3 separate regions of the Mus musculus genome follow, and regions 2 and 3 are each linked to region 1. A link is a loop called in an ENCODE intact Hi-C map of the cell type or tissue named here. Cell type or tissue: heart. All regions are shown on one strand. Links, peaks and the distances in the headings refer to the core of each region. The heading gives the core; the rest is flanking DNA.

The links. Hi-C counts contacts between places; a loop is a spot of excess contacts. Peaks named below come from ENCODE experiments on the same cell type or tissue, not always from the same donor. Only the 100,000 strongest peaks of a DNase experiment are listed, where the experiment ranks them.
Region 2: a loop joins it to region 1, with 2.1 times the contacts of the local background. A loop is called at or near these places in 2 of 42 quality-filtered maps.
Region 3: a loop joins it to region 1, with 2.0 times the contacts of the local background. A loop is called at or near these places in 2 of 42 quality-filtered maps.

The regions. Positions count from the first base shown.
Region 1 is chr15:93,819,693-93,830,847 of GRCm38, reverse strand. No RefSeq gene overlaps it. Among named protein-coding and RNA genes, the nearest start is that of 9430014N10Rik, 100 kb to the left of the region's middle. In heart, for the core only: no CTCF peak of the experiment used is centred there; DNase peaks (open chromatin) are centred at 5,227 and 5,717; H3K4me3 peaks cover 775 bases; H3K27ac peaks cover 1,655 bases.
Region 2 is chr15:94,209,470-94,220,624 of GRCm38, reverse strand. No RefSeq gene overlaps it. Among named protein-coding and RNA genes, the nearest start is that of D630010B17Rik, 32 kb to the left of the region's middle. In heart, for the core only: a CTCF peak has its summit at 7,003 (motif pointing right); no DNase peak of the experiment used is centred there; H3K27ac peaks cover 1,225 bases.
Region 3 is chr15:94,197,380-94,208,534 of GRCm38, reverse strand. No RefSeq gene overlaps it. Among named protein-coding and RNA genes, the nearest start is that of D630010B17Rik, 44 kb to the left of the region's middle. In heart, for the core only: no CTCF peak of the experiment used is centred there; no DNase peak of the experiment used is centred there; H3K27ac peaks cover 460 bases.

The DNA of each region.
Region 1 (11,155 bases), core at 3,032-7,031:
TGGTCTGCTTCTTACCAAAAATAATCAAAGCCAGATGATAACAGCAAAAGGCCTTTATAATGCTAAGAGCAAAGAGGGATTCTAACTATCCCAAATAACGAGGGCATAACTAAGGTAAATCCACACAAGGGTCAGGCACCATCACAATGTAACTTCTAACCCTGAAGAAACAAACAAACAAACAAACAAACAAACAAAATTACTAGACTCTGCAGAACAATGGTGAGAAAGACCACCATTGGCTACTCAGCAGCCAACTGACAACCAGACTGTCCATCAGAGAGGATGAAGAGAGTCTATACTCCACCCAATCTCCTCACTGCAGCCTGTTCCCTCAGTTACATCAGTTTTCCTCCCATTGGTCAACATGATTGAATGTAGGAAGATGTTGTTCTTGTCTAGAGAGTAGACAGAAAAGCTAGAAGTGAGTCTGGACAAGGTCGAAAGACAATGTCCAGTACCACCAACATCACTGATGCCTGCACAAACATAGCTGCCCTTCAAATAGTAGGTCAACATAAAGACTTTCCCAATGCTTGGGAGATCTTACAACATCAGACAGCTGACAGACCGTCTGAAAAGGCATATGTTTTACTTTTTTTTTTTTTTAAATAAACCCAAGGGTAAATGATCCATTCCCAGAAATTGTCAAGAGCAAAAGTCTTTTGAACTGTAGGAAACACCCAGAGACCGAAGAACAGTGTTAGTCACAATGAGTAATGAGGCATGGGGTAAAAGCAGAACTCAGGGTGGGATACAGGAGGCTGTAATGAATGAAATAATAGTGTCTGCCCTGGTCAGAGGAAGGATGGAGATATGGATTAGTTTCTACTTAACCCTTACTCTTAAAATCTATAATAGTAATCACAAAATTAACAGAATGCCTTAGCTAGGATCTTACTGCTATGAACAGACACCATGACCAAGGCAACTCTTACAAGGACAACAGTTCACTGGGGCTGGCTTACAGGTTCAGAGGTTAGTCCACTATCATCAAGGCAGGAACATGGCACCATCCAGGCAGGCATGGTGGAGGAGGAACTGAGAGTTCTACATCTTCATCCTGAAACCTGCTAGCAGGATACTGGCTTCTAGGCAGCTAGGATGAGGGTCTTATAGCTCCCACCCACAGTGACACACCTACTCTAACAGGGCCACACCTTCTAATCATGCCACTCCCTGGGCCTAGCAAATACAAAACATCACATCTGGGAAAGGGAAAACAAGAAAATGATAAAAAAAATCATTCCACTAAATATTGAGCAAATGGGAAAAATATGATAAAACTAAAACACAAAAGATCATAGAAATAAATTAAAACACATAACAGAAATAGCCGAGTATATGTATGACTTAAGCAGAAAATAGAATCTTTCTGGTTTAAGTGGGATCCCTTCTATGACCTCTGCCCTTTGGCCATACCCTTCTGTCTCTCAGGATTATACAAGATCCTTTTGATTATGGTAGAAAACCAAGCCAAACTTGCTTAGGCCAAAAAAAGGAAGGGGGATCTATACTTGCTCCCACAATCCGTATACTAGAGAGTGAGACATAACTGACTCCAGAAACTCAAACCCCAGCGATTCATTCATCCAGGAAGCCTTGGAGTCTCCTCTCCTGGGCTCAGGGCTTCTTTTCGGGGTTCTGCAAGGGTCTTGCTTCATTGCTACCACTGGGTTTTCTTTTTACGTGCTAGAGTTCCTGCTTCAGTTAAGAGGTCAGTGGGTCATCCTCAGTGTTACACGTACAGTGCGCTGTGGTGCAGAGCAAGGACTGAAAACAAAGGGGACAAGCCTTCCCTGAGAAGCTGACTTCAGAATAGGAAGAGCAGGATCCCCTAGCATAACTCCAGACAGACACCAGGTACTCAATGTGTAATACTTATCAAAGTGCATGGCTCCTTTTCCCTCTCCCAGTACCAGATCAGGTTCCCCTCTCCCTCCCCCTTAGCCTCCTGGGTCTCTCCCTCCTTCCCCACTTGTGATTGCTTTCTTCTCTCTCCCAAGTGGGACTGAGGCATCCTCATTTGGGCACTGCAGCTTGTTGACATTTTTGAATTCTGTGGACTGTTTTCTTGGGTATTCTGTTTTTTCTTTTTTTCCTAATATCCACTTACTAGCGAGTACATACCATGCATGCCCTTTTGGGTCTGAGTTACCTCACACAGGGTGATATTTTCTAGTTCCATCCATTTGCCTGCAAATGTCAGGATGTCCTTGTTCTTAATAGCTAAGTAGTATTCCATTGTGTAAATGAACCACATTTCCTGTACCCATTCTTCTGTCTTGGGGCATCTAGGTTGTTTCCAGCTTGTGGCTATCACAAATAAGGCCACTATGAACACAGTGGAACACATGCCCCTGTGGTATGGCATCTTTTGGGTATATTCCCAAGAGTGGTATAGCTGGGTCTTCAGGTAGACCTATTTCCAATTTTCTGAGGAACCTCCAGATTGATTTCCAGAGTGGTTGTACCAGTTTGCAATCCTACCAGCAATGAAGGAGTGTTCCTCTTTCTCCACATCCTCTCCAATATGTGTCACCTGAGGTTTTGATATTAGCCATTCTGATTGGTGTAAGGTGGAATCTCAGGGTCCTTTTGATTTGCATTTCTATGATCACTAAGGACTTTGAACATTTCTTTAGGTGCTTCTCAGCCATTTGAGATTCCACAGTTGTGAATTCTCAGTTTAGTTCTATACCCCATTTTTTTGATTGGGTTGTTTGGTGTTTTGGTGACTAACTTTTTGAGTTCTTTATATATTTTGGATATTAGCCCTCTATTGGATGTGGGGTGAGTGAAGTTTTTTTTCCCAAACTGTAGGTTGCTGATTTGTCTTATCGACTATGTCCTTTGCCTTACAGAAGCTTTCCATTTTCATGAAGCCTTGAGGGCCAGCAGAAAGAATGTAAATAGGCAACCTCAGAAAATAGGAGTTTGGGGGGACCCCCCAGAATGCACTAGAGATATTCCCAGGACTCAAAGGAAGGGACCTTAGATGAAATGTCTAACAGTAGGGGGAGAAAACTTACAAAGCCCACCTCCAGCAAGGAGACGGGACATCAAGTGAGAGATGCGGTTGCCATCCCACAGACACATCTCTGACCCATAATTGTTCCTGTCTGAAAGAACTACAGGGATGGAAATGGAGAGGAGCCTGAGGAAAAGAAGGTCCAGTGACAGGCCCAAAGTGGGATCCAGCTCAAGGGAGGTCCCAGGGCCCAACACTATTACTGAGGCTATGGAGCACTCACAAAAAGGGATCTATCATGACGCCCTCTGAAAGACCGAACAAGCAGCTGAAAGAGTCAGATGCAGATATTTGCACACAACCAATGGACAGAAGCAGCTGACCCCTGTTGTTGAATTAGGGAAGGCTGAAAGAAGCTGAGGAGAAGGGTGATCCTGTAGGAGGACCAGCAGTCTCAATTAATCTGGACCCCTGAGATCTCTCAAACACTGGACCACCAAGCAGACAGCACACACCAGCTGATATGAGGCCCCGAACACACATACAGCAGAGGACTTCCAGGTCTGTGTTCATTCAGAGATGATGCACCTAACCCTCAAGAGACTGGAGGCCCCAGGGAGTTTAGAGGTCAGGTGGGGTGGGGAGCATCCACGTGGAGAAGGGGTGGGGTGTGGAGAAGGTGTGGGATGTGGAGCAGTCAGGGGATGGATGAGTGGGCGGGGAATGGAATGGAATGGAATGGAATGGAATGGAATGGAATGGAATGGAATATGGAGTGTAAAAAATAAATTAAAAATAAAATAATTTTTTTAAAAGTGCATGGCTCCAATAGTTCTTATTTCTATTCATGCACCGCCCCCCCCCCGCCCCCACTGTTTGTCTCTTTCTTAGGAGTGACTCCTTAATTTGTTTCTATGGTTGGTCTGCAGCTGTACATAGAGAAGGCATATTGCATATCCTGTATAATACCTATTCAATAAAAGATGGTGAATGTAGTCACATTTTCACATCTAAGATAACTCCTTTAGAAGAAAGGGAGTTGGCTTTGGTACAGGCTTCCAGAGGCTTCCTGGACATGGTTTGTTGGCCGATTCCTCTGACGCCTGTAGCTGTTCACACATCATGGAGGGGCAGTCCATGGTTGAGCAACCATTAACTCACATGTGTGAAAAAGACAAAGAAAAAGAAAAGGGTCCACAGAATTCTTCAAGGTCACATCCACTGTACTGAAAAAAAATCTGCCCATAGGCCCCATTTCTTGACATGTCTACTACCTCGAAATAACTAAAATGAGGGCCAAGCCTTCAGCTTGAAAGCATTGGGGAACAGGTCAGCCTCCAACTTTACAAAGGACGTTCTTCCTCCACTTGAAGTGGAACTAGATTGTACTGATGAAATGCTATGTCTGTATGTTTGGACTTACGACTTCAGGGGGTCACCCTGCAGTTAATACAAATGTCCTTTGTATCCGTCGCTGCCGTGGTCAGCAGAGCTCGCTGGGCTTTAGCAGCAGGAGTTAGAACGTGTTCCTCCTGCATCTCATACCCACAGCAGCACCAAGACCACCGGACAATCCCCCCTCACTTCAGAGGCATTCTCTAGCATAACATCTTGGGGCAGCCTCTGTAAGTTTTAATACCACAGCATGTCAATCACCAACAGATCTTTATCCATTTACCCTGAGACCACTTAAGGAAGGACGCTGATTGAACTTGACAACATTTTAAGAGCGCCTTCATTTGGAGGGTTAGCAAGAGTAAGGACTGAGAATGGCATCAATTAGTGGAAATACCGCTAATAATATAAAATATTGACATAGGCAAAGATGCACAGGGGGTAAGCAAGATCGGTGACAGCAATGCTTGTCTGCTAAGGATATTCTTCTGCTCCTCGTGCCTCCAGCTCTCTATCCGATATTAAAAGTGCCGAGTTAAAAGAACGGGGTATATACCCAATACGACTGCTAATTGAATGCATGTTCCTTCTCCCCTCACCTACCTGGAATAGTTTTCCCCCAAACTTGTCAACTTTCAGAACTCACAGATCTGTCAGGCAAGTAGCTCAGCTCACCCATCCCCCACTCCCACCCCCTCCCCCACCCCCTCCTCTCAGCCTCCAGAAAACACATGCATTTCCATATGCGTTATTGTGTGGCTCCTAAGGAGTATTGCTTCTCTCTGGAAAGTGTGGGAGACACATCGCACTTTGCGAGACAGCATCTCCGAGAGCAGATCTGTCATGACAACGTGGCTGATACACTGCCCTTCCGGTGGTAGGGGTTACGCTCCGCCTGGGTTACGCAGGACTTGATAGCTCAATTGTGCTTAATGAATGAAAAACAGCGAGTTTAAAAATAACACGGAAAGGGATGCCAGTATTTTACACGGGCCAAGTTTAGCACTTCCATATTACATAACCCTCCTGAAGATGAGAGGACTACATACTTCTACCAGCTTCCCCCTGGATTTTTCCAAAGCCGGAAGTAAATCCCCATCCAATATTCCCACCCTCCTTATCTGCAGCTATATTTACCCCCCACGAGGCTCTTTCCCTCTTCTGATCCTAGCTTGCTGTCTGGTTTCCATATGTTAATCTCTGCCACTTCAGTTGTCCTGCAGACCTGCTTCCAGATTGTATCCCACTTTCCTCTCCTAGTTAAAGCCGCGGTCCCTGTTAACTCTCTTCTCTCTGATGCTTGCAAGGAATCGGCTTACTTAGAGTCCACCCTACCTCACTGATCTCTTGCCATAACTCTGCCAGTTTCTCCAACTGCATCCCAAAGGCGTTTCAGATGCGCTCCTGAGCCGCGGACCCATTATGTCATGTGCCTACACGTTACATAAAGCCCTCTGGAAACAGAGAACTGTAGCGGCTCCACTGTAAAGATACTCGGCTAGCAGCACTGTTCTGCAGATGTCAGGAAATAGTCTCTTCTCCTTCCAGACTAGCCAGGAACACGGGTCTGAAACACAGCAATAAATAAGTCTGTTAAGCATAAGGCCCTTTGAGACTGCTGTTGTCTTGCCACGTGGTAATGGAGACGAGTTAAAGCTGCCCTTTGTGAGGAATGCTCAGAATAGCAAGCTTTCTCCCAGCTCCATTCAGGCTGGTTTCTTTCTCTCCGTCCCAGAGTATTTATAGCCCGAGCCTCTCGGGAGGCTAATTACATCCTGTCTGCAATTATTATCTGATTATTTTTGTGGTGCATAGGTTGTCTCTGTGGTTAAATTCTTCGTTCTGACAAAACAGTTCTGCCTTGTGGGTGTTACCTTCCAGTGAGTGATCTCTTAAGACTCTACTGTAATCTGAATACATGTCATGATGGATAGCCTTATCCATCCGGGGCACTTGAAGATTGCCATGCAATCCTGAATCTCGTTTAAACCTTCATAATAAGATATAGTCCATTCTACTCCAAATCCAGATTGTCTCTCTAGATAGGGAACCAGTTGCCAAGGTCTTAGTGTAGAGATTCCAAAGGCTCAGGACAAGCTTGACTGAGGACAACATTCTCTGTCTCCTAGGTCTAGCATCCTGCTCCTTCCTGACTTCTCATCAGGACCTCCCAACGTACCTGCTAAGCTTCTCAGCTCTGTGGGTCTTGCTCTGCTCAGCTCATTATAAATCCTCAGTGGACAGAGAGTCAAAACTAGACATCATACGTACTTCCCACAAGAACCTTTTTTTTTTCACCCATAAAAATGGCTACACCATGCACAGACGTGTAGAACTAAAAATCCAGAGAGCTCCAAGGTTCGACATGTTAGACAGGGTTTTTCAAAAAATAGTTCCCTATGGAGTTAATGAATTCACGATTACACAAAAGGTTGCTATACACAAAATTTGCCATATGGAAAGGTAGTTTGTTTAGCTGAGGCAGTGGTAAGGGAGTTTTATTAGAAGGCTGACCTGAAATTTTTACATGAAATGATTGTATCTTCAAAAGGGATGATGAAGCATACAGAACTCACTCAGCCACAGAAAACGACTTTCAGTAGGGTCATTCCCAGAACACATTTTAACAGATGTTTCAGGATTGGATATATAACTAGAATGGTGTTTTAAATGAAAATATAATTGCTTTGATATTCCTGGACAATGGAGCTTAACACCAAATTTTCTTCCTAGTCCTTGGAACTCAATGGGCCACTTCGTTGGATTGCTACCTGTTCTCTTTGAGGCTATTAGCCTGCCATATTTGTTAGCAATAGAAACACATAATACACACTGCAAAAAAATCAGTATTTCATAAGTGCTTCAATAGTCAAAAGCACGTTTTTAACTTTTTGGAATCTCTATTCTCAGGATAGACCTTGGCAATTTGGTTCTCGTCTAGAGAGACAATCTGAACCTAGACAGGAGAGAACTATGTCTTCTTACGAAGACCAAAATGAGATGCGGGATTACATGGCAACCTCCAAGTGGCCCAGATGGATAAGGCCTCTTTTGTGTCATTCTATAAAGAACTCAGCTACGATGGGCAGATGCAACTGAGAGAAAATCTGTTCAGAGTGAAGACGAGTTTGAATCCTTGATGTCCAAAGTCGGAATACAGTTTTTGGAGTTACCTTTTCACGCTGTAATCAAGCAGATCGCTGCTTATGAAACCCAGTATTCTACATCCAGGAAGCTGTAGAGGCTTGTTTGCATCTTAAGTGACTGCCTACCGATCCTATGTTATCAGTCATGGCAATAGAAGGCAAGCAAACATGACTTTTAAATGATGCGCTTTATCAAAAGCATAGACTGACCATCACTGTAGCTTGTAGCCCGTGTTGTGTAGCTCAACAAACGGGACTGTATGGAGTTTCTAGCCTTGGGGGCTAATGTTCTCACGGAACTCCTCATAAACCCACCTTCATAGGGCAACTTAAGTTGCTTTAAAAAAAAAAACTGTGTATGAATGTTTGCTCATACGTATCTATGTGCACTGTGTGTTTGCTGTGCCCACAGATCCCAGAAGGGCCACCAGATCTTTTGGAATCAGATAGGTATGAGCCATTATGTGGGTGCTAGGAACTGAACCTGGGTCTTCAGCAAGAATTCTTAAGTCGCTAAGGTACCTCTCTAGCTGTTTAAATGACTTCTTTCTAGCCGACTTTAAGAATTCCTTCGGAGTCAAGGTTCTACTGGTGTTTCTCTTCTCCTTCATCCCCTCTCCTCCCCTCTCCTCCCCTCTCCTCCCCTCTCCTCCCCTCTCCTCCCCTTCCTCCCCTCCCTCCCTCTCCTCTCCTCTCCTCTCCTCTCCTCTCCTCTCCTCTCCTCTCCTCTAAGTAAAATGGTTTCCTTTTTCTCCAGCAAACTTTGTTGGGAAAAATAAAAACAAAACAAAACAAAACAAAAAACAAAAAAACAAAAAAACCCTACATTCCAGCTCTGACCAGTATCTCCATACCAATCCTCCTCTTACTTTCCCATCTAGGCTCCAGTCGTTCTGCCTACTCTCAGGCCTCTCACATTCTGCTCTCTACACACCTCTCCCTGCATTTCCACTCTTCCTCACTCCTCACCCAGCCTCCTTGTGACGTGAGAGCTTCGCCCGGAATTGTGAATTAAATAAAGAACGGGCAGCCAAGGGGCAGAGGCTGAAGCAGCTCCCTGATACAGCATCACTTTCACCTCACGTGTCAGCTAATGACGGATGGCAAATGAATGCACTGGGTCATCCATCAAGCGCCAATTCGCTTACAGAATGAACTGCCTTGCTTCCAATATCTCTCAATCGAACAGAAAGAAATTACCAGATTTAAACACATTTATTGACTCGCTGCATACCATATAGTTTACTTGTAGTGACACGGGAGGGCTTGGGGTGATTTTAAACCTTTTTACTTGTGGTGTGAGAGAGAGAGAGAGAGAGAGAGAGAGAGCACAGCGGTCAGAGAAAACTGTCAGGACTTGGTTTTCCTCCCCGTCTCTGGCATCCAGGGATCAAACTGGGGTTATCCGGCTTCCATAGTGGCTGTCTTTACACTCTGAGCCATGGCAGCAGCCCCTAAGGTGAATTTAAACTAAAAATCTCTCTACTATTACAGATGCTTTCATTAATATTCCTACAATGTATCTATAACTTACACTACATATTACTTACATTCTTTGGTAAGTCCACACATGAATATAATGTGTTCTGACCATAGCCCCTCATTACATCATTTTAACTCCTCCCTGACTCCTCACCCATGAATATTCCCGTTCCAGCTTCACGCTTTCTTCCCCCTGATTCCCCTGTATACACTCGGAGTTTACTTAGTGCTTGCCACACCCACACAGGTGCAGGGGCATCTACCAAAGCCCGGGCAACCTACTCTGGGTCAACGCTGAAGGAAACGTACTCTCCTTCCACTGCGTTTAACTCCTCCTTTGGGATGGAGACTCAGGAACCCTTTCCTCTCCCAGCTAGAATGTTGACTTTGACCCTGTGCTGGCAACCACAGCTATTGTGAGTCCTTGAGGACAACACCCCTGCCGTTCACAGAAGAAACTATTTCAGAGGAATTCTGCCTGGTCTTTAGCTCCTCTAGATTTGTGACCTTTGTCCCACCGTGTTTCCTGAATTTTGTGTGGAGAGGGGGTGTGATACAGATGCCCCATTTAGGACTCTACACTTTGACAAATTGTGACTCTCTAGATTATCTACCATCTTCTATACAGAAAAGTCTCTCTTCTTAGAGAGGCTAGAGTTTAGAGTTGTTCTAGTCTATGGATATAAGAATGAGTATTTAGAAGGCAATTTGATACTATGTCCATTTGGCAAAATAATAGTAACAGGTCCTGTGAACTCTCAAGCTAATGCGTTTATAGTACCAGGCATGGGTTTCTTCCTGTGGAGTGAACCTTCCTTAAGTCCAACCAGGAAGAATTTAGTTAGTTCCACCCCATTCAAGCCACCATCTATCCAGTGGGCACATCTTGCCAAGCCAGTTATCTACACTTGCATATAATATAAGTTGAAAAATAGGAATTTCGTAACTAAATTAAAGTAATCCATTATTTAAAAACAAAACTAGATCCACTGTGCGTACACATGACAAATGAAGAGACATAACTCAAACTGATATTTTCTGTTTCAGTGTATTAAAATCTGACATGCAAAACAAACGTCAAATTGATAGATGTACTGAGTATTAAAACCAAGCACAGTGATAGGTGCCTGTAAGCCTAGTATTTGAGAGGCAGAGATAAGAGGATGGTCGAATCTTTTTGGGGGTGGAGAGGTGGGAGCAATGTTAGCAGGGTAGCTCAAAAGGTAGAATACTTGCCTAGCGTGCACAAGGACAGGGGTTCCATCCTAATTTGCACCAAACGCTAAATAGATAAATAAATAAACAATATGTCTACTGTCATTGGCTGGTATTTATTTAACAAAAAGCAGAGTGCTAACAAAATAAAAGATGTAGTTCTAAACTGTTATTCTAGCAAGACAGGCAGACAAGAAGACAGGAAGACAGAGGGAAAGAGGGAGGGATGGAGGAAGGGAGGGAGGGGAAGAAAGAAAGGAAGAAGAAAGACAAGAAAGGAAGAAAAGTAAAAGGAAGGAAGGAGTAGAGGAGGTTCTATGGGAGGTCTGGAGGGAAAAGGAGGAAGGAAAAATGTAATTAAATTATAATCTCCATTATTTTCCAGGAATATAAACCCATACATTAGAAAGTGATTTACAGTGTTGAGCATCCAATCAAAAATTATTAGACATGCACAGAAGGAGGAAATACAATGTAAAACGAAGAGGGAAAAAATCTTTCAATCAAAATCTTAGTGGCATCTGTAGCATGTTCCAAGAGGATTAAACTAATCGTGTTAAAAAAAAACATGAAACAGAAATGTACAGGCAATTTTTAAAAGATCCAAAATATCCAACATACAATAATGTAAATTACACCATGTTGGGCATCTTATCAAAAACTCTCAGGCATGGAAAAAGGAGGAGAGATACATGGCACATCTACCTTACCACAGCCTCGTCCCCCAAGACAGTGCCACCTCTCTCTTTGGAAGAATACTGAAGATTTTACAAACAAAAATACAAACAAAACAGATGCACAATTCTCAATAATGAAACATGAAAAAACGATGGCAACAGGGATACTCCAAAATTATTAATCCTCCAGTGAAAGTGAATTAATATGAAATAACAAAGACTGGTTAAGTAACAAGAGAAAAATTAAACACGTGTTCAACAAAATCAGA
Region 2 (11,155 bases), core at 4,847-8,846, 390 kb before region 1:
CTTTGGGATGAATGTTTGCCATCTGCCTTTGCAGGTTTTAGAGATGAGGAGGTTGAGACATTTTCATTTAGCTTAGAGCCAATTATTAAAAAGCCAATTCTACAACCTACAAAGCAAACACAGAAAAGGGAAAGATGGTGTTTTTGAGCATGACTCCAAAACCACCACATATCATGTTGTGGAGACATCCTTAGGCACCTGGGCATGGATGCTAGTAAAAGTGGCTAGTATGTCAAAACTGTAAGTGTCAGGTCATCCTTTGCTGAAAGTTAATAAAAAGAGGGAAGTGAAAGATCTCTCATTATTTTTAATGACCCCACTTTCCAGCAGAGTGCCTGCATCTCCCTGTCTCTACATTGCACAAAACTCCTGAGGGTGATGGTTTTGTCTGAAAGGGTTCATGTAAGGGCTCGAAGCCTCAAGCTGATGGGTTGTTAATCACTGAGCCAGAGCCAAGGGGGCCCATGCAAGGAAGAGCTGGAGAGTCCAAGAGCATTCCCTAAACCCGGCTGTGCTGGACTTCCTTCTCAGCATGACCTTAGTGACCACTTCGTTACGGCTATCCACACTGCAAATGCTTCACTGTTCCTGGTGGATGATGTAATATTCAGCCATTCATAGTAGTTCTTCTAACATTGGTAAGACAGAGCTATTGTCGTGTGTGGTTCAAAGTAGCCTACAGCCTTGAAAATTTTCCTCTGTGTGTGTGTGTGTGTGTGTGTGTGTGTGTGTGTGTGTGTGTGTATGTGTGTGTGTGTATGTGTGGTGTATGGTGTGTGGTGTGTGGTGTGTTCTACTCTCTCTCTCTCTCTCTCTCTATATATATATATATATATATATGTATATATATATACATATACATATACATATACATATATATACACTCTCTCTCTCTCTCTCTCTCTCTATATATATATATATGTATGTATATATATATATATATATATATATATATACATACATATATATATATATATATATTCATTTTTCATTTAGTCCATGCAGCTTTCTGTGCTCTGTCATTGGCTATCAATACCCTGAAATCCAAGACATAAATTTAGAGATGTATGAAATAAACTCACTAGTAGTGAAATGCAAAAGTCACAAGCTATTCTTCACTTTACCATGTTATTACCAGAAAGTAAGTCCTTAGAATAGGGTTGGAAATGTTTTATAATGCAGTACAATAATATAAGCTTACAAATATGAAACACACACACACTGGGCATGTCAACTTTCTGCTCCAGATTCTATATTGGGTACACCCCCTACTGTCATGTTCTCCTTTCCAAATAAGGGATAAACTGTCTGTGCTCTTGGAAGCCCTTTGAACTTTTCCGTTCACAAGTCCATGTGTTTTGAAAGAGAGATAAGAACGTGGGAGAAGAGCCTGGGGTCAGGAACAGACACACATGCTAAGTGCAGGTGGGGCTGGAGGAGAAAATGGCATCTCTTTTCTTTTTTTATTTTTCTGAAGTGAACGGGGCTGAGCCTTTCGACATGCTTCAGGCAAACTCAGCAGAGGCTCACCTATTTATAAACTCAATAAACGCTCTGCTTGGTTTATGTGTGTTTCCATACAAGCATGTGTGTTTTTTAAACAAAGTAAATGGTTCTCATTGCCAGAAGTATTCAAGCAGGATACCCTTGCAAAAAATTTTTTTAAAAAATGGTGGAAATACAGTATATGTTTATTCATTAGTTGTCAGGCACTTCTGGGCTCAGTACCCACGCACACAGGCTGTTTAGTGTGGAGTTTAATAACATCTATGTAGAACCATGCTGGGGACTATATTGGTAGAGAAATATCCATCCTGACAAAGCATACTGTTTTGCTTGCCTTTATTTAAGAGAAGAAAATAGGATTGCCTTTGCCTTATCTAAACACTGCCACATGGTTGATTTAAAAAAAAATGCAGTTTACTGTCATGCTAGAAGGTAAAGAATGAAACCAGCCAGCCAATTTGAAAGAAAAAGGGGCATATTTAAGTTTTCCCCAAAGCTCAATAGATTTGGTTTGGTTAGAGTTATGTTATGTTATTCCCTCCACAATCATTGAGCTTTGCCTCTTGACAACCATCCAGAGTTGCTTGATCTATTTAGTTCGAAGAGACAAACTAAGTAAATTGTTGAGCAGAAAACTAATTAGGAAAGAAAGGGATGGTTGGATTGCAGGGAAAGTAACAGGATGAACAAAGAAAATAAATACATGCTCTGTTCTCCAGTCAGCTGAGCGGGAGTGAGCTAGCAAAGCCGTCTCCCAGGTCCCTTGGCCTCTCTAACTCTGACTTAATAACCAATTCACTTTTAAGGATCCATAGGAGGGAAGTTGTCATCAATTACAACACATGCATCCCTCAAGTGCAGGGTGTGTATCTGCAGAGCATCCTTTATTATCTGTGTAGAAACATATCTTGTTGGTTGCATTTCACTATCCTTTCTTTTGTTTGTTTGTTTATGTTTTTTTCCTTTTTTATTAGACATTTTCTTCATTTACATTCCAAATGTTATCCCCTTTCCTCGGTTCCCCTCTAAAAAACCCCCTATCCCATCCCTCCTGTTCACTAACCCTGTTCACTAACCCACCCACTCCTGCTTCCTGGTCCTGGCATTCCCCTACACTGGGGCATAGAGCTTTCATAGGACCAAGGGTCTCTCCTCTCACTGATGTCCAACAAGGCCATCCTCTGCTATATATGTGGCTAGAGCCATGGGTTCCTCCATGTGTACTCTTTGGTTGGTGGTTTAGTCCCTGGGAGCTCTGGGGTTACTTGTTGGTTCTTACTGTTGTTCCTCCTATGAGGATACAAACCCGTTCAGCTCTTTCGGTTCTTCCTCTAGCTCCTTAATTGGGAACCCTGTGCTCAGTCCAATGGATGGCTGTGAGCATCAACTTCTGTATTTGTCAGGCACTGGCAAAGCCTCTCAGGAGACAGCTGTATCAGGCTCCTGTCAGCAAGCACTTGTTGGCATCTACAATAGTGTCTGGGTTTGGTGATTGTGTGTGGGATGGATCCCCAGGTGGGACAGTCTCTGCATGGATGGGATGCCTTTCTCAGTCCTGATAGGCACCTGAATAGCACCCCCCTTCTGCAGCCCATTTACGCCCAGATCGAAGCATGCTGAGCTACCCACAGGAAGGTGAAGCACTTACCAGGTTAGCTGAGGAAGGACAAACAGGGTGAAACCACAGAGAAATGTATATTTGTACAATTATCTGTGTCCCATTGTGTTATCTGCCCACCTCACTCCAATTCTGTTGAATATTGTAGTGTGCTTGATTAGGACGCATCGCTTGTGATAAACCCTAATTTAGACTAAAAATAGGTTTTAAGAATCTCTGCCGCTTTTCGCCATTTTGCTTGTCAAGACCACTGAGTTAAAGTGTTGGTGTACCCAGAGGGGGTTGGATTTCCTAAAAATAGTCAACGTTATTAAGAGCCTTGGGGGATATTGTGCTATAATTTGCTTTCTAGATACAATTTTTAAATAGGTTTATAAGAATCACTGCTCAATTATCATAAAATTCCTGTGGAATTACATATTGTGGGTTAATTAGCATGAGCTCATTTTGGCCCACATGTTGTTATACATGTTGTACCACATGGGCACTCCAGTCTGTAGGAAAGGCTAGAGAAGGTAGAGAAACAAGGGTGTAGGCCACCAGGAAGCTGAAACCCAGGGCAAAGTAGTGAAAGATGCCAACGCATGCCTCCTGAGAGAAGGGAGTGTGGAGCTTTGTGTTGTGCAATCTTCTCCCACTTCACCTGATGATTCACGTCATAAAACTGTGGCCATGCTACATGTTCTCAGGTTTGGTTAGGAAGGAGTAAATGAAGAATGTCAGAAAGGTCATTTTCTTTCAGGAGCAATATTAAAAAAAAAAAAAAAAGACTGCCTACTCTGGCCAAGGAGGTTGAATTATAGTTCTTTATTGTCTGATATATGTCCTTCCTGTGAAATAAGTCTAGGGAGAGGAACCAGCATTCTTTCCCACCCTTATGTTTTGCCAGATTATTTTATTATTTCACTTTTTTGTTTAACAATTTGGATTTGCTTGAAATTATCCATTGAGATGGTGTACTGGCTGGTTTTGTGTGTCAACTTGACACAGGCTGGAGTTATCACAGAGAAAGGAGCTTCAGGTGAGGAAATGTCTTCATGAGATCCAGCTGTGGGGCATTTTCTCAATTAGTGATCAAGGGGGAAGGGCCCCTTGTGGGTGGTGCCATCCCTGGGCTGGTAGTCTTGGGCTCTATAAGAAAGCAAACTGAGAAAGCCAGGGGAAGCAAGCCAGTAAGAAACATCCCTCCATGGCCTCTGCATCAGCTCCTGCTTCCTGACCTGCTTGAGTCCCAGTCCTGACTTCCTTTGGTGATGAACAGCAGTGTGGAAAGTGTAAGCTGAATAAACCCTTTCCTCCCCAAATTGCTTCTTGGCCATGATGTCTGTGCAGGAATAGAAACCCTGACTAAGACAGATGGGCTAACCCATAAAAGCAAAGCCCACGTCTCAGTAAGCACAGTGACAAGGCAGTTGCTCATTGGCTGACTCCAACTGTCAATCTCCAGATCTCATCCCTCATAGGCGAATCAATGGAGGTGACTTTAATTCCATCTGATTTACATTGTCAGATAGACAATACCTTGATGAGAGTTCTCGAGGGGAAAAACAAAACAAAACAAAAAGGAAAAATACCTTACTCTATAAAGCAATGATACTAAGCCAGACCTATCCAGGAAATAGCAGCCTGCAAAATATATTGATCTACTGTGCGGATAAAACGGAGCTGCACTCGGATTCATTTCTTTAGTTGTTAATAAATCCGCATCTGCCAAATATTTTCAATTTGTAACTCATTCCAATAGATTACCCAAATTAAAAAAAATCAGAAAGATTCTATATTTTCCCCTATTGGCCCCTATCACTTGCTTTCTCCCTTTTTAAAAGATACTTCTGTTTGTATCTTGATGATCCTTCTATAGATCTTCAGAAAACTCTTAATGAGCTGTAATTATGTTCTCAATTAGTCCATCAATAAGGACAAAAAAATAGATTGGCAAGCTACCTTTCTACTAAAAGCTGATAATTACCAACAAAGTGGGGCATTAATTAAAATTATGTCTAGAGCTCTCCTCATATTCAATTCATTAGTTTTAAAACTATGCATGTAGTTGACCTTACTCATCTACTGCTGTACACCTGGCACCTAGGATCATCAGGTCTTAGTAAGTACTGGCAGAATGGATAGATACCTTGATGATAAGTCAACCTACTTAAGACGCTGTTTTACGCCTCATCACTCTATAGGTAAGTGCCCTTTCCTATAAGAAACGCATGTGTGAGCCAGGCAGTGGTGGTGCACGCCTTTAATCCCAGCACTTGGGAGGTGGAGGCAGTCGGATTTCTGAGTTTGAGGCCAGCCTGGTCTACAGAGTGATATCCAGGACAGCCAGGGCTACACAAAGAAACCCTTTGGAGAAAAAAATATGCAAATAGATAAATAATAAAACAACCACTAAAAAAGATAGCTAAGGATGATGCTGTTTGGAACATACACACACATACACACACATACACACGCACACAGAGAGAGAGAGAGAATGAGAGAGGGGGAACAACTCATGAAGCAACATTGTTGAAGATCAGAGCTTTGAAGAGCAGATATGAGTTTGGGAGGTGAGAACAGTTAGGACAGGACAAGCCTACCACTCAATTCCTTGATCTGTGTTCAAACTCAACTTCCAGCCAGTAAATCTGGATATGTGATCTAGGTGATGCTCACTACTCTGGGTAAAGGGAAGATGACAATAGCTTCTGTCACACAGGAGAGCTGTGGGATTCACAATAGCCATAGGGAGACCCCCGTGGTAGTGAGTGATCCAGTTCTTACGCAGCTACACAGAGCTTCAGAGTGATCCGTTATTCAGATGGTGGCAGCAGCGGCGGCAGCAGCGGCAGCATATCTCAGAAGGAAATGAGCACCAGATGTTCTGTGCACACGTGACCTTAGACTCTGCAAACAGCTACAGCCACCTATGGAGAAGCTCACTATGTCCTGTGTGGGCGACTCTGATCCTCAGAGGTTACTTCTGTCTTGGGATAGATCTCAAACCATGGGGAGTGGTTGTAGGACTAAGATTTGTCAGTGAGCAGCGCTTGACAGGAGCATAAAACACTGCTAGAGTGTGGGGTGTATGTGTCAGGGGGAGCTGAGCAAGGAGTAATCTTAGATTTAAAAACTTGTGCTGTCTTTCCCCCAAATCCCTCTAATAAATACAACTTCCCTTCATGCTTTAAGGAAACATCTTTCATAGAAGGTGAAGGATTTATTGGTATAACTGCCTCATCTGAGATTCCAGGAAACATGAACACAGTGTGGTTGCTTTTTCACTTTAAACTTCTGGGAAAGCCAATCAAAACCACAGCATAGTATCCCTTGTGCCTCTCTTGGAACGTGGCAGGGACTCTGGTCTCCACTAGTACATTCTGTCTGACCTGACCAGGAAATCTCTACACCAGGTTGGTCTTTCCTAGCTAACACAAAGACCTAGATACATTTTGTTTGTTTCAATGGCTTCCCAAGGGAGATGGGGCAACAAAAACTCCCTTCAGCAGGTGTGGCACAGTTTGTGCAATCCTGTATTGACAACAACAATAGCTACCAACATCATATTTCCGTTGCTTTTATTTCAGTGATTTTAAAAGTGAAAAGTCAACATGTTATTATTTATAGATACATATCAGAGGGATTGCTATCTCCCTAACAGTGCAAATATTTCAGTGACTTTGAAAATGAAACGCATTCTAACTCCTAGGTCTATTCAGACTCAGTGTATCTACCTCTTGAGACTCAGCCCTCCTTGCATTGTGGTTTTCTTGCAATAAATCTCCCTTTTCTTATTAAAATCTAAGGTGTATTTATTATTAGAGATGCCTCTATCAGTTCCTTGTCACTAAAGAGGACCTTTCCTTTTCAGCTGTATTACTCTGTGGTGGACAAGAGAGGGCACTCTTGTATTTCATGTGAAATCGAGAACATGATTTTTTTTTCCCCAACTGTTTAAGGATTGACTAGAGAGAAGTGAGGTTTTTAAATGGGCTGGAAAAAAAAATGTAAAACATAAAACATCGACACAAATGTATCGCTTTTACAAATAAGTCAAACATAAGAGAATTTTTGGAAGATTACCCTATAAATCGCTTTAAAGAGATTTTGACAAACAAATGCAAATAAGAAGAGACATAAAAATCCTTTTCTACTAAGCTTGACTTAATTCAATCTGAAATAAGTAACCATTAGAAATAATGCAGTTTAAGAACGATGAGAAAGGCTTTCTTACATTCCAAATTTCACAGAAGCTAGGGTTTTTACTTGAAAAGAGTGCTCTCCCCTGATCTACAATGGAATCAAAATCATCCAATTTAAAGTAGAAAACAATGGAATGATATCTCCCCAGCTCCAAGGAGGAGGATTTTTATCATTCTAAAACACAGCCTGGCTGCCCCTGATTATATCCCTTTGGGTTGAGTTGTGCGGGAACTGATGCTAGAACCCATAAAACAGAGCCATCAGAACCTACCAAGTATTTATTCTGTTGGCCCTTTGCTCCCAGGACCACTGGATCCCGTAATCCTCCAGAGGATCCTAAGCTTTGCAGTTGAATGGATTCGTATGGATTATTTTCTCCAGCAGCTGCTGCTAATAGTCAAACCCCAGGGAAAGATCCAGAAAGAGCTCCGTAGTGGACCTCAGAGGGAGCCGTGTCTGGGAACAGCACCCTTATCAAAGACCAAAATGTCAGTCATTCAAAATAAGTACTTATTTATCTAAAATTCTAAATGCTATTAGCACTCTGTTGAGGGTAAGACTCATAACAGACTAAATCAACAGTGACATATATGTTAATACGTCTATTATTTTTATTCTTAAAGAATTCAAGTTTTTAAGTTATGGTAATAAGGAGTCAGGAGTAAAAATTACTTTGTTCTGCATTAAATTCGACTTCTATTGGCTTACCATGAACTGTTTCAGTGACTAAAATGTGTTATGTGGCATTTTCTATCTCCTGATTAAAAATTATTGCTAAATTTTGTTCTTTAAGACTTATGTTCTTAAGAGGAAAAGTATTCTCTAGGGCTGGAGAGATGGCTCAGAGTTGATAGTACCCAGTACTCTTACAGAGGGCCTGGGTTTGGATCTCAACACACACATAGTGGCTCACAGCCATCTGTAAACTCAGTTCCAGGGGGATCTGGCACACATGCACGTAAAATGAAAATATATATATATATATTCAACTACTCTATGCAAAATTATTCATTATTGTTTTGAATATATGTAACACAAAAGTGTTCTCATATTGTTCAATTGTCAGCCTCCCTTTACACTGACAGTTTATTTTGATTGTCAACTTGATGGGCTCTAGAGTTATCGTGGAAACATATCTCAGCATTTCTATGGTAAGTGATGTAGATTGCCTCAGCTAAAATGGAAAACCTAGTGTGAATGGTATTATTATATAGGCTGGGGTTCCAGGTTGAATAAAAAAGAAAAAGCAAGCTGAATGCAAACATTCATCACTGTTGGCTTTGTAACTGTGAATTCAATGTGACCAAACCAGCCACTTCCTGTTTTTCCTGCCATGCTTGCATTGCCTGTATGGACTGCCTCCCTCTGAAACTGTAAGAAAAATAAGGTTTTGGGTTTTGTTTGTGTCTGTTTTTTAATCGGGTTTATCTATCTATCTATCTATCTATCTATCTATCTATCTATCTATCTATCTTTGTCACAGCTTTGAGTAAGTAACTAATATAGAAGATTTAATACCAGAAGTGGGGTTATTGATGTGAGACCTTTATTTAGTGGTTGTAGACCCATGAAATGGGTCTTCAGGAGGTATATAGAAGATCTTTGAATTTTGCTCTGGAAAAGCCTTCAAATGCTGTGAGGAGACACTGCTGGGGTATTCTAATAGGAGTTCAGAAGACAAGAAGGCTGAGAGAAATATAGACATTGGAAGCGTATCTCATGAAATTTCAAAGGGGAGATGAGGACTCTTTTTGGAGCTGGTACAAAGACCGCTCAAGTTATATTCTGGCTAAGAATCTGGCTGCATTTTCTCATGTTATGAGAACCTGAGTGAAGCTGAACCTGGAAGTAATGGACTAGTATTTCTTCTTGAAGAAAATTCAAAGTAGGCTACCACTCAAGCTGTAGCATGGTTACTGATCACTACTCGAAACCAGGCTTATACTGGAAACAAGCAACACATGGGACAGAACAATTTGAAAAGTCTGTAATTTGTTGGAAGAAAAAAGATTGGAGAAAACTTAAAGTTGCTTCTAAGGCTGTAATTCTAAAAGAGAAACTTTATGTCCTGCACTGGGGAAATAGACTAAATATGTTTTAAACAAAAGAACCAATCCACCAAAGGCTCCATGGATATAAATCTATAGGAATGTTTGTGAGGGATTATCTAGATGAGAATAATTTAGGATTGGAGACTCATTTTAAATATGAATATTACTATGTCATAGCCTGGGCTTTTGGACAGAATTAATAAATAGAAGGAGAATGTAGGCTGCATATAGGCATTTCTCCCACCCTCCTCACTGGCTGCAGGTACAACATGATCACCTTCTGCCATATGTTGTTTGGTGTGAAGGACTGGACTGTATCCCTAGAACTGTAAGCCAAAATGAACAGTAAAAGTTACCAATATAGCAGTCTTCTGGCCCTAGATCTCTGTGTTTTCCTCACTGGCACTGAGTTTTTAAGAGAAGCAATGCATCCTTTTAACCTTCATAGCCTCTGTATATATCAGTATTTAGTTTTGACTGATAGGCCACTTTGTCACTGGGATTGAGTCTTGACTAAAGAACTATTAACTGACATTCGATATTGATTTCCAATGTGTACTAAACAACCTGGAGAGTATACCCATGTGAAAATGAATCAGGTGAATTGCGGAAAATACCACATACTTTGACACGGAAAAATATGTAGGGCGTAGAGAAATAAATCCAGAACAAAGCTAATAGCTTCTGCCCTACTGCCTAGCCTGTGCTGGAATGTGGTAAGGAGGCTTCTGGGGGAAGAAATGTCACCAACAGTCTTACTCAGCTGTGGTCCCTGCAAATGACACTACCTTCCAGGTAGTCCTCACTGGTACAGTAGTGGCTTGCCTGTTACCTGGTAGCCAACTGCTTCCTGATTGGATCTGAAGTCTGTTCCATGGGATAAAATTAATGTGTTGTATTGGAAACCTAGTCAAAATGCTGTGGCTGAGCTGGTGCTAAGATCTAGTCAGGAAGCTCCTGCAGTTGTTTTCATGAATTAACAGGATATGCTTGTCAATTCACCTTCTACTGTGCTCCCACGCTGACGCCGGTTTTGGTCATAGAAGCTTCTTTTCTCTGTGGGCTCCAGTTACAGAAGTGACTCATAGATGGTCTAAGCTCTGAGAATAAGGGATACTTGAACACTCAGCCCTGGATAAAACATCTACTTGACTGTCTCCAAGGCTTAGGGAACACTGCAGAAGAGGAGGTAGAAAAGGGGTAAGAGCCTGAGAAAGAGGTAGGATGGTGTGGAACCGTCTTTTGGGCACGGCATGGTATTTGCACTCTTGAAATCTGAGCAGCCTATCAACATTCCTTTGTGGAAAGGGCAAGGGACCCATGAGGAACACCCCTCCCTGAACATCTAGAGGCAGTTAATCATTGTTTGGAAAGGAAGAAACATTTTCCTTAGATGTATAGAAGAGGCGACCTACTCATCCTCCTAAAGATGACCTCTTACACATACATGTTCTTTTATTTACTCTACTTAAACTCGCTGATTTAAAAAGATGGGAAAGTAGAAGGCAGATGAGTTGGGAGGAAGAAAATAATCAGCAGGATTAAGAAGGATACAAGATATAATAATATCTCTTGATGTGTTATTAATAACAATCAGAACACTATATACGTGTTGGAAAAATGGCATAATTAAACCAGTTATTTTGTGTAATTATTCCATGCAAAAAAATAAGGAGAGCAAAATTTACATCCTAGTCTATAGTCTTGGACCTATTCTGGGTGAACAGAATAGGCTGAGATCCTAAATGTGGTGTATTTTTTGGGAAACACCTGAATGTGTAAGGGATAGTCG
Region 3 (11,155 bases), core at 1,592-5,591, 380 kb before region 1:
AAGTTAAATTTGCATGCAAAAGGAAAATGTTATGTTTGGTTTATCAGAGAAAAGGTTGTTTATTTGGAGAAAATGCTGTGGGTTTTTTATTTTTTTAATTCTTTTAGAAGTATGTAGATTATAGTTTGGAAGAAATGGATTTACCAGCATATTAGCTGTGGATTGTAGTCATGCTATTTGCCGTTTCTGAGATTCAATTTCTTTTTGGTAAAGCATAAGAGATATTGTATGAATTTTAGAGTTCTAGGAAGGAAATCCATCAATTTGAAGTGTGTCAAGTGGGGGTGACATGTAATGGGGAGAATTAATCTTAGGTCCATCATTACCTCACTGTCTTATATCCACTGACTCTACCTTTCCTTCCACCTTCCTGCAAATGAGCAGCTATTATTAATACAAATGGGCCAGCGTTAGGGTGTTCAGGTTTCAAAAACTGCCTGCTCATACCCATCTAGCTTCCACCCACACCATGCTAGCAGATAGAAACCTGGGATACAGTTCAGCATCACCCAGAGAAGAGCCTAAAACTTTGATACCCAGCCTTCAACCTTACACAAATTAAGTTGGAACTTGAGACCCTTGGTGACCCGAGGGTATATCAATGTCTATACAAAGTTGACAGCCATTTTTTTTACATTGTCTGATTCTTTTGTCACCTGATTCAGATGTTAGTGGTGAACTGTGGTATTCATAGTTATGCCTATAGTAGTCAATTCTCTCACTTTTCTGGGGTTTGATACCTTGGACATTTGCTGAGTGAGGAGAGACCACTCCTGCCAGGACCTAGAAATAGCAAAGACCTTGGCCTGTGGGCATCTTTCAACTTCACTGACAAAGTCACATTCTATACCCAGACATGTGCTTTATCAGAATGTTAGGGCTGAGTTTTGGCAGCAGAGGACAGCCCCATGCCTTAACAACAAACCCCATTTAAAGTATCCAGCCATAAGTCTGCTTGCCCACCTTGTATACAGAAATGTTTTGCTTCTCCATTGGCCTCCAGCTGTTCAGGGTTGTCTCCCTAGGTGACCTTTAATGCTGTCCCCATGCCCCCCCAGGTGGTCTCTGCGTTGTGCCCTATGTCCCACAGGTGGTCCCAACAGGCTGAGCCCATGTCTCCTCAGGCGGGGTCTCTGTGGTGCTCCTGAACTAACTTTTTCAGGAACCATCATTCCTTGAGCTGTTGCTTCATTATACTTTGAGTTTTCTATGGACACAATCTTTTAAAATTGTTTGTGCCAAGCCAACTATGGCTTGGGGAAGGTACTACATACAGTTCACATTTTCTTACTTAATCACTTAACCAGCTAGTACCAAGTATACCAAGCTAAATACTGGTTAAGTGATTAAATTTAAGACCTGGTGATTTAGATTATCATTGCATTAAACTCTTAATAATTCACCAGATAAGACTTAAGCCTGACTTAAACAGCGTGAATTGTAGCTTTTAGTAGTTCTTCAGGAAAATGTATATAGGGTGCTGTGAGAGACTATTATAGCGTTTCCCAGACCAATCCTGCCCAGTCTCCTGATACATCTTACATTTACTGTCCTTAACAAAAGAACCTCAAGCAGGGTTATGATTTGATATTTTAATGGTCTTTTTCAGACAGGTTCTCACCTGCTTATAAAATCAACATAGACAGTATTCAAGGCCAAGAGCAGGTTAAAACCTAAGTCACCTCGTTATTACCTTTACTGGGGGTAGACATAAAGTCCAGAACCCAGTGACCTCATTAGCTCCCTGTTTCCTTGACTCCAGTTGAGTAGCCAGGGAAGCCTTAATGAGGCGACTGAGTTCTTATCCACGTTGGCTCTGGCAAGGGACAGAATCTAAGGCAGCTTAGGACATGTGAAGAAATCCCCAACAGAGATCGTAAACCACACCAGCCAAGGACTGAAATGACTCAGACTCGAGCACCAGGGCTTACTTTCTACCGTGGATCACACTTAGGCAAATGTCTGGCTGGCTGTCGTTTCACTCCAAAGCATCGTCCCTCTGTAGAGATGTCATCATTGCCATCACTTAATAGATGGAGAAACTGAGCCTTGGAATGGGCAGGTAACTTGTTGAAGGTCATATGGCCAATAACCGGCAGAAAATGTCATTCTCCCTTTAGAGGCAGCCGCTACTGAGTGCCCCCTTCTCTCCCTTAGAAGGTTGTCGCGTGAACACGCCCAGGTGATTCTGAGCGCAGTGGGGGAGGGGAAGTCCTGATCCTTGGCTGGGGGTCATGATCTGTATGAGCGTCATGATAGAGCGCTGTACTGTCACTTGAAGGCTAACCAGAATGAACGAGTTGAAACGTTTTGAGTGCAGAGCGAGTAATTGGGGTATTTCTCTGAAGCGGTTACCTCAGCCTCCTACTGCATAAATAAATGGCTGTGTATACATGCTTCTACCTGTGCGCATGCGGAATCTGGATGAACGTGGATTCTTCCATGTGGTTATGGGTTCAAAAGCATTTGAAACGGAGTTAGCTCTGAGGTAACTCTTGCAGAGGACTCAAGTTCTACTTGCAGCCCCCAGGTCAGGTGACTCCCAAATGCCTGTAATTCCAGCTCCAGGGAGATTCAAAGCCTCTGGCCTCTGCAGGCACCAACGCTCCCATGAACAGTCTCCCTCCACCACACACACATAATTAAAAACAATCAAACACATCTTTTTTTAAAAAAAGTACTTATCTAGGGGTTATGGCTTGGCAGTAGGGGCCTGTGAAGAGCACGCAGCTCTCTTGGAGAGAAACCCCGTGTTTTTGGAAGCAACATCTAAACAGTTGTTTCTTCTCAGAGTCCCTTTGCCTAGGACTGAGGAGGCAGTGAGCGCAGGGAGGGCAGAGGCTACAGCGAATAGGAACTGTTCTATCAGGAGAGAATGCCCCACGCGCCCCTCTTTGACCCCTGGAAATCCCCGCAGCTTTGGCTCTCTGCTGATGGCACTGGAGGCTACCAGAAAAAAAAAAAAAAACCCAAAAACCCAAAACACAGTTCATGTGAAGACATGCGGCTTGATTGTGACATGGTAAACCTAGGGTAGTTTGCATGAAGCAGACTTGTTGTTAGAGCGCTTCTAATCCTCTCCTGGAGACAGATGGACTAGGTGCTTCCTTGTTTTTGCAGCTGCTGCTGATTCTGGTTTGAACCAAACTGCTCTCAGCTGTGAACCTGGCGCATCTATAATTTTTAATAGTTATGAAACTCACGTGATGCAAGAAGGTCTCTGAAGCTCTGAAGTGTTGCAGCCCCCCCCTTTTTTTTTTCTTTTTTTTTTTTTTTTCACGAGCCATAATTTTTTTCATACTTATTAGAAGACAGGTCCGTTTGAGTTGTACTTTGGAGGTTTTTTTTTGTTTTTTGTTTTTGTTTTTGTTTTGTTTTTGTTTTGTTTTGTTTTGTTTTGTTTTAATTGTCCCCGTTTAACGGAGGCAAAGCTGAGCTGGCATTACCTGGCATATGAGCCCACACCGGCAAACCCGAGGTTAACAAAACAAGGAACAAATGGTTTTTGTTTACTGCTGCCTAGAAGACAAGAGAAAACTTAAAAGGATTGAACGTCATGTTGGCCAAAAACCATCATGTTTTCCCAGAGGCTCTCTTATCTATGGCTTGCTCTATGTTAGCATACACATATGTGCCCCCAACTGTCTACACATGCCGTTTCACTTAGTTGTTGGATTAATACTGATGACATGAATATATTTCTCTTTCTCCAAAAAAGCCTCTACTTGTGAACTAGGTACCGATCACATCCCCATTCTCAGTGGTAAGATAGCCAGGCATCTCTATACTCTGAAATGGTTCTTGAACTCAACTTTGTTAAGGATTACAGAGATCCAAGCCCAGTGGTCTCTGCCCAGACCCTTTCTGACTGTAGCATGGAAGATGCTGTCACAGAATCACTGGAGTCCACTTACCTATGACACTCAAGGTCCGATGTTTTGACTTGCAGGTCTGTTTGTGGGTTGGCTGGAGACTCATGAGGGATGGAATACGGGTTGACAGGGGATGAAGTATCTCAGTATCTAATGAAACATAGAACCCTAAGAAAACCTAGTAGTTAAGACAAGTAATATTTAGTTACACACAACAAATTAAATTCCCTTACTCACTAAGGTGAGATTCCTTAGTGTCTTTTCTGCTGGTTCTTGCTTTGATCTCACGTAGCCGTGAGTGATGAAAATCCAAAATGGAATAAAAAAGTTCAAAGCAGCAATTATTTCTCTGTTACAAAAATATGTGTCAAAACAAACCGAAGATTTAATTTTTTTTTATCAAAATTTAATGTGTCAAGCTATGTCATAGCAGACACAATGGTGAGGAATGCCTGATATCAGCGCCTGGACAGAGCCAGGACTGTATCTTTCTGCAGTCGCTACTATATGAAATAAGCATGGCCTAGGAAGGAAAGGAGAAGAAAAAGGACCCTGCCTGTTCCTCAATGCTTATTTCACAAAGCCCAGTGACACTTCATTTTCACAGCCAGCCTGTCCTTTGATACGTGATCTTATAAAATGTATTAAGTTGATTATGGCCTAAGTTTTAATTAGATGGAATTCATCGGCATCAAAACCTTTACAAATAATTCCCCGGCTTCCTGTGAGCACTGCCAATATTATAATTGTCCACACATCCAAACTCTATGAAAATGTTCTCATTGAGAATTCTATTTGCTCTTCTTTACAACTGGAAACAAAGACACAACCATTAAATTAAACGGAATGGAATTTGCTATTAGAAATAAAACTTAAAAAAAAAAAAAAACAAAAAAACAAAAGGCCCTGAATCAGTCTGTGATGCCAGGAATTCAGCACAGAAGAAGGTAACTGTGTGTGTGTTTATGGTAAGAAGTGCACACAGTTGCATGCTTCTGTTGAAGTGGACCTTGTAAATCTCAGCCTCATGCCTTATCCTTAACATCTACATTCTATGCATAACTTAGATATAGTGTTTACTATACAGTGTTTTATTTGCCTGTATATTTCTTTGATTCTCAGATTTCTTGATGAGAGAGACAGAACCTTATTGGTATTTGTATTTGGTCTATGGTACAAGATAGGTACTCAAATAATAGATAGGTATCTTTTAGTGTGTTAATTTGCTCACACCAAAACACAAGTATGTAATACACATTGTATGTAAATGTATAGGCAGGTGCATGCCTGTGTATGTATAAACATAATACCCTGACATTTCTAAATAAGATATTTTGATATACTTAGTGATGGGGGTTTCTATGAAGGGCATTATTCTACCAGAAATTCCTGTGAGCACCTGTTTCACTTTCTTAATGAGAACAGTAGCCAATGGTCTGGAGGTGTAGAGGCAAGCAGGAACCTCCCCAGAGAACACTAAGCAGAGTGCCTCTTTGACGGGAAGCTCTGGTGATTCTGAGTCTGGAGAGTGGCCGCTCTGGAATGCATGAGGCTACCATGAAGGAAAGCAATGTGTGACTTCCAGGTTTATGAGGTCACAGCCTGGCATCTGAGCTAAAAGTGTTGAGGGCTTAAGATGCTCTTCGGAGCACACAAGTGGGTTTGCAGTTAGTGTGCAGGGGTCCTTCCTAGCCGTGGACACGCACTGCACACATGCATCACAAACATGCACACACACACACACACACACACACACACACACACACACTACAAGTGCATTACATGCATGCACAAACACATACACACACACACACGACAAGTGCATTACACACACACACACAAACAAGTGCATTACACACACACACACAAGTGCATTACACACATGCACACACACACATACACACATGCGCTATCTGTCAAGTCTTTCAGATGAAACAGCACCTGATAATGTGAATGTTGGGATGGGGGCTCTCAGATCGGTGTGTTCCTGTTGTAGCACAGAGCAAGAGTCCTTGACAACAGTTTCCAGAGAGCTTGGCCAATTAAGATGGAAGTAGAACACCCGACTTCTAGCTAATAGGAGCAAGGAAATGTATTGCAGTAAAAGGGGTGAGAGAGGCTGTGTAGTAACCTGTGGGAAGCCACATGTGCCGTTGCAGGGTGGCGCTGGCTACCACTGGCCACCACGCATACATAGGCAGTAAAGTTTTTTTTGCCAAGATGAGGTTTTGAGAATTAACCAATCAGATGAGAGACAAGTTAACCAATCAAATGAGAGACAAGTTACCCAATCAGATGAGAGAGAAGTTAACCAATCAGATGAGAGACATGTTAACCAATCAGATGTGAGACATGCAAATGAGGTGGTAAGCAAAACCCATGCATAATCAATCTGGGTGTGAGACACGCCTCTCCTAGGCCTATATAAGCAGCACCAGTTCTGGGCTTGGGGTCTCTTCGCCTCTGCAATCAAGCTCTCCCAATAAATGTGTGCAGAAGGATCCTGTTGCAGCGTCGTTCTTGCTGGTGAGTCGGGCGCATGCAAGAGTAACCAATGATATTAAGCTATTCTTCCAGGAGACAGGGATGTGTGCGTATTTGGTTTCTGAAAGGGAGAAGACACTGTAGTCATTGGTGGGTTGTTGTAATTGCACTTGGAAAAAGAAATAACTATTCTCAAGAATAGCTTTGTGAGGAAAATTTATATATATAAAACGTGTGTGCACATGCGTGTATACACATATATGTATATATACGTGTGTGTATACATGTATACATACATCTATACATACATAAACACATATACACACATATGTACATACACAGTGAGATGGCACAGCAGGTAAATGTACTTGCCATGCAAACCTGTGCACCCGAGTTTGGTCCTTAGAACATATGTAAGATGCTATAAAGTTGTTCTCTGGCCACACACAGGTTCAGTGGCTTGTGTGCCTGCACACATACCATGTAAACACAACAACAATAAATTAATTTAAAATTTTTTATGTCTAACTGTGGGTTTTAAAAAGTCCAATTACTTGAAAATTTTCTTTCTTTATCCCATCCCACTCTACCACTTTTTTTCCCAAAATAAGGAGAACTTTGGGAAGAAGTCTGCTGTCTGTTGGGACTCTCAAGTCCCTGGACAGAAGGGAGGTAAAGACCTTGCATTCCTTAGTGGGTTTAATTTTCTAAGAAATATTATAATTAGAGAGGAAGCAATGAATCTATGAAAAATTATATAAGGAGTAAAACATTTGAACTTTCCTCAGAGAAAGAAAATGTTAGACTTGTCATTAAATGTTCTCTGGATGAAATTCCACAGGGTGGGGGGAGAGGAAGCAGGAGGTGGAGGAGTGGCGGTGGGGGGGGGGGGCTGATCTGAGGGAGCACAGCTGCAGGAAGTCCTCACACTCTTCTGCAAGAAAGAGTCCTGGGCACTAAGACCAACCAACAGTTTTATGGGTTTGCTGCCATGGCTGGCTGTGGGAAGCCTAGGCATATCCAAAGGTGGCCATTCTCTCTGACTCTCATCTTCAATTCCTGCTGAGTCTACCCTACCAAATGAGACAGGAGGAGGCCATTTCTTTTTTAGTAGCTAATGTTCCAAATACTGCCCACTATTATCACACAGAATTTTCAAAATAATTTCAGCATCCACTGCGGTGATAAAGCCCGAAGTTCGTTTGCAAGTATTTCACAGGCAGAGAAGATGCTCTGCTTAACTGGTCATTGTATCTCAATTAGCTTGCAATGTGCTGTTCACACATTGCAACCATGAGATGACTCTCTGGTCCGTTTCTTCAAAATTTATACATGAGTTAGTTCGTTTTATTTCTTGGTGATTCTGCCTCCATTGCTATGATTCTATGTAAAGTGGTTCAAGCCACAACTGGAGAAATGTGGACTTAGTTCATTGGGTTGCTTTAATCTGAAAATACTCTTCTTTTGCCAAATTGAGAATAAACGACTATAGTTGCAATAAAAATCAAACACTTTAAAATAAACATTTTAGTAAGCGTTGACAAATGCAAATTATGCAGCCATTCTCTTGATCATAATCTAAGGCATTCCTGGCATTGCATAGCATTCTCTACAAAATTTGTGATCCACCCCTTCCTCCCAGACCTCCCCTCAGGTAATCACTCTCTTGGTTGTTTCTGCCTCTAGCGTGTACGTCAAGTGAAAAGCCGAAGTGCCTACACCATGCTTTGAAGACTTGATGATGTTCTTGCTCATGTTGGTAATCCGGTTCCACTCTTGCTGAGTTTTGTATTACACAGAATACTTTAATGAATCCATTTTTCATTTAGGTTGTCCCAGGCAAGATCACCATGCACACTGCTGTGTCCTTTGTGTGTGCAAAGCTTCTCACATCTCTTTGAGAAATGGCTGGAGGTTGGACTGCTGGGCCACGGGCTTCACTGTTGGAGTAGCCCGTTGATCTTGTTTTCTAGAGTGGTCAGTCTACTTTGTGTCTTCACAGTTAGCATCTCCACTCATATTTTAGCGATTCTGGTGGCAAGTCATATATCTATCTCACTTTGAGAAAAATTTTCATTCTCTTAATAGTTAAGGATATTAATAATCTTTCACATGCTCATTTATGATTCATGTGTCTTGAGAAAAAAATGTTTAGAATTTTACCCAACGATTTACTTTCATGTTAACAATGTTCAAGATGCTCTAGGCATTCTACGTCTTGTCTTTTATCAGATACGTATTTTGAAGATATTTTCTGTCAGTGACTGATCGTGTCTTACTTTGACACGATGCTACACACTGGCTGGTATGGGTGGGGAACCTGAAGCTCTCATATGTTACTGATGGGAATACAGGCAGTTTGGAGAGACAGGTTGGCCATTTCCTACAACACTGAATGTGCACTTGCCACATGATGCAGGAATCGACCTCCTAGTTATTTGTCAGAAAAATAAGAACACGGAGAAGTTGAGCTGTTTGTAGTCTCTTTCAAGCCTTGGAAAATGGTGAAAGGCTTTAGATGTAGTGGAGTTCAATCCATCTCTTTTCCTTTTGTGTACTCCATGGATTTTTAAAAAAAATATAGTTAGAAACATTTTCCCAGCCTAAGGTCACAAGATTTTCTCCTGCATTCTTTCAGAATTTTAACAGTCATAGCACTTACAGGTAAAATGTTGACTCACGTTTAGCTAATTTCAAGGTATGTTGTGATGTGAGGACCACAATTTCTCTTCTCCCCTCCTCCAGCCCCTCCTGTTTGTTCGGGATGAACTCCTTCTACTGTGTCCGTGCGATTTTGTATTTGGTTGAGCCAACCATCCTTGCCATCGAATTACCTTGGAACATTTGTTTAAACTCAATTTGTCTTATACTTGTGGATCTATTTCCAATGTCTCTCTTTGGTACTGCCCATAGGACTTTGCTTCCTTCACTACATTACTATATTATATTATTAAATATATATTATTAAAATATTATTACTATTTTATAGTAAGTGCCATAGTAACAAAAAGGCTACGTCTAGGGTGGGAACAGAACTCAAGTCCTCTGCAAGAGCACTAAGCTCTCTCAGATGATGAGCATCACTCCAGCCCTGTAACTGGTTTTTAAAGAACTTCATAACCAGAATATTTATAATAATTTCTAATACTAGTTAATTAGGATTTTTATCATGAAAAGGATTTGAATTTGCCAGATTTTTCTATATCTGTTGAGAATATCTTATGCAGTTTTCTTCATAAATATGGTATCATGCTCATTTATTATCAAATGAGACAATGCCTGGTACCTTTGGGATGAATCCCAACTAATAAAGGTGTATCTTTATACACTCATGCTTGGTTTTCTCTGATAAACCTTTCTTAATAATGTTGGGTTTAATGCAACTGGCAAGGATACAGTGTGGAGGATGTTTCCTACTGTGGCTATTGCTGGGTTGGTGACAGCTCCGATGTGTGGTCTCCAGCCAAGGGTCTGGGGTTTCATATCATATGTCCGAACATTCACTGCCATGTTGGGAGTTGCGGCTTCCTCTAAGTTAGGCATGGACCAAGTGAGAAGGCACACACAGATTTCTACAGATATTATGATTCCTTGAAAAAAAAAAAACTTAAAATACTGGAGTCCTTTAGAGTACAAAGCAAATTCAGAATGTAAAGAATTTCTTTGGATGGAGCCCCATAGATGAATGTCACTGACCTGTGATCCTGAACTGTGAAACACGAACACGTGGGCTAAGGAGCCATCCCTCTGAATAAATAAACAATTAACAATTTTTAAGAAGGGCTTTTTGGTCTTAGTTCCCGGTGCCTGTTAAGCTGCGCCTTTCTTCCTCCTCTGTTTTTGGTTTGTGCTGTTTGGCCTCACAATGAGGAGAAAGGGCTTCCCTCCTCTTCTGGCTCCTCAAAAGATGACGTGAAAACGTAAACCATGCAAAGACCAACGATTTAGGAATAAACATTATAAAGCGAGACTGGAATTTTTTTATGTTTTATGATAGGCTACAAAACTCGTAATGCTTCGTAGAAAGGATAAGTTAAAAAGTCACAATATAACATTGCAGGTAAGCATTTGAAACAATAGGCTGTTATCTCGATGGCTCTGGTTGTGCAATTTTTTGAGAAACTAACCCTGAATCAAAACAGTCTGAAAGGAGGTCTTTTGGCATAAACAACACAAGAACAATGTTGTCAAATCAAACCCAATATCATGTCAAATGACTAATGGGAAGTGGGTAGGAAATGATGTTGAATTTTTCATCGTGTATGGGTGTGGTTGAGGTAATCCTTTTCATTTATAGATCTCCTGTGTACAGAAACGTCAAGCGTTGTTTACAAGGCTAGGGAGTTCTTCTTGTCCGTAGAGTGCTGGCTGGGCAGGCATAACGGTCTAAGTTTGGATGCCTCGTGCCCGTGTAAAAAGCAGAACCCTGTGCCCACAGAGCAGAGACGGGCCGATTCTGAACCTCACAGGTCTGCCAGCCTAGATCATGAGTGAGCTGCAGGTTCTATGAGCGATCCTGCATCAAAAGATAAGGTGGGCTGCACTGCGTTTGTGACTCATGCGCAAGACCTGCTCAACGCAAAGAAAACCCCAACTGACGAGCTGATCTTCCCTCACAGCTGCTGGAAGAGCTGCAACAGTCAATGTTTTAGGGGTGTGGCCTCCAGTAAGTCAATCACACTCCAGTGGAAGGCTAAAAGTATATGAACATCTCCAACAGTCTATGAACAACATAAACTAAACTTGATTGTTTTAAAATTATTATTAAAGAGATGACACGGAATTGTAGGTAGGTAGGG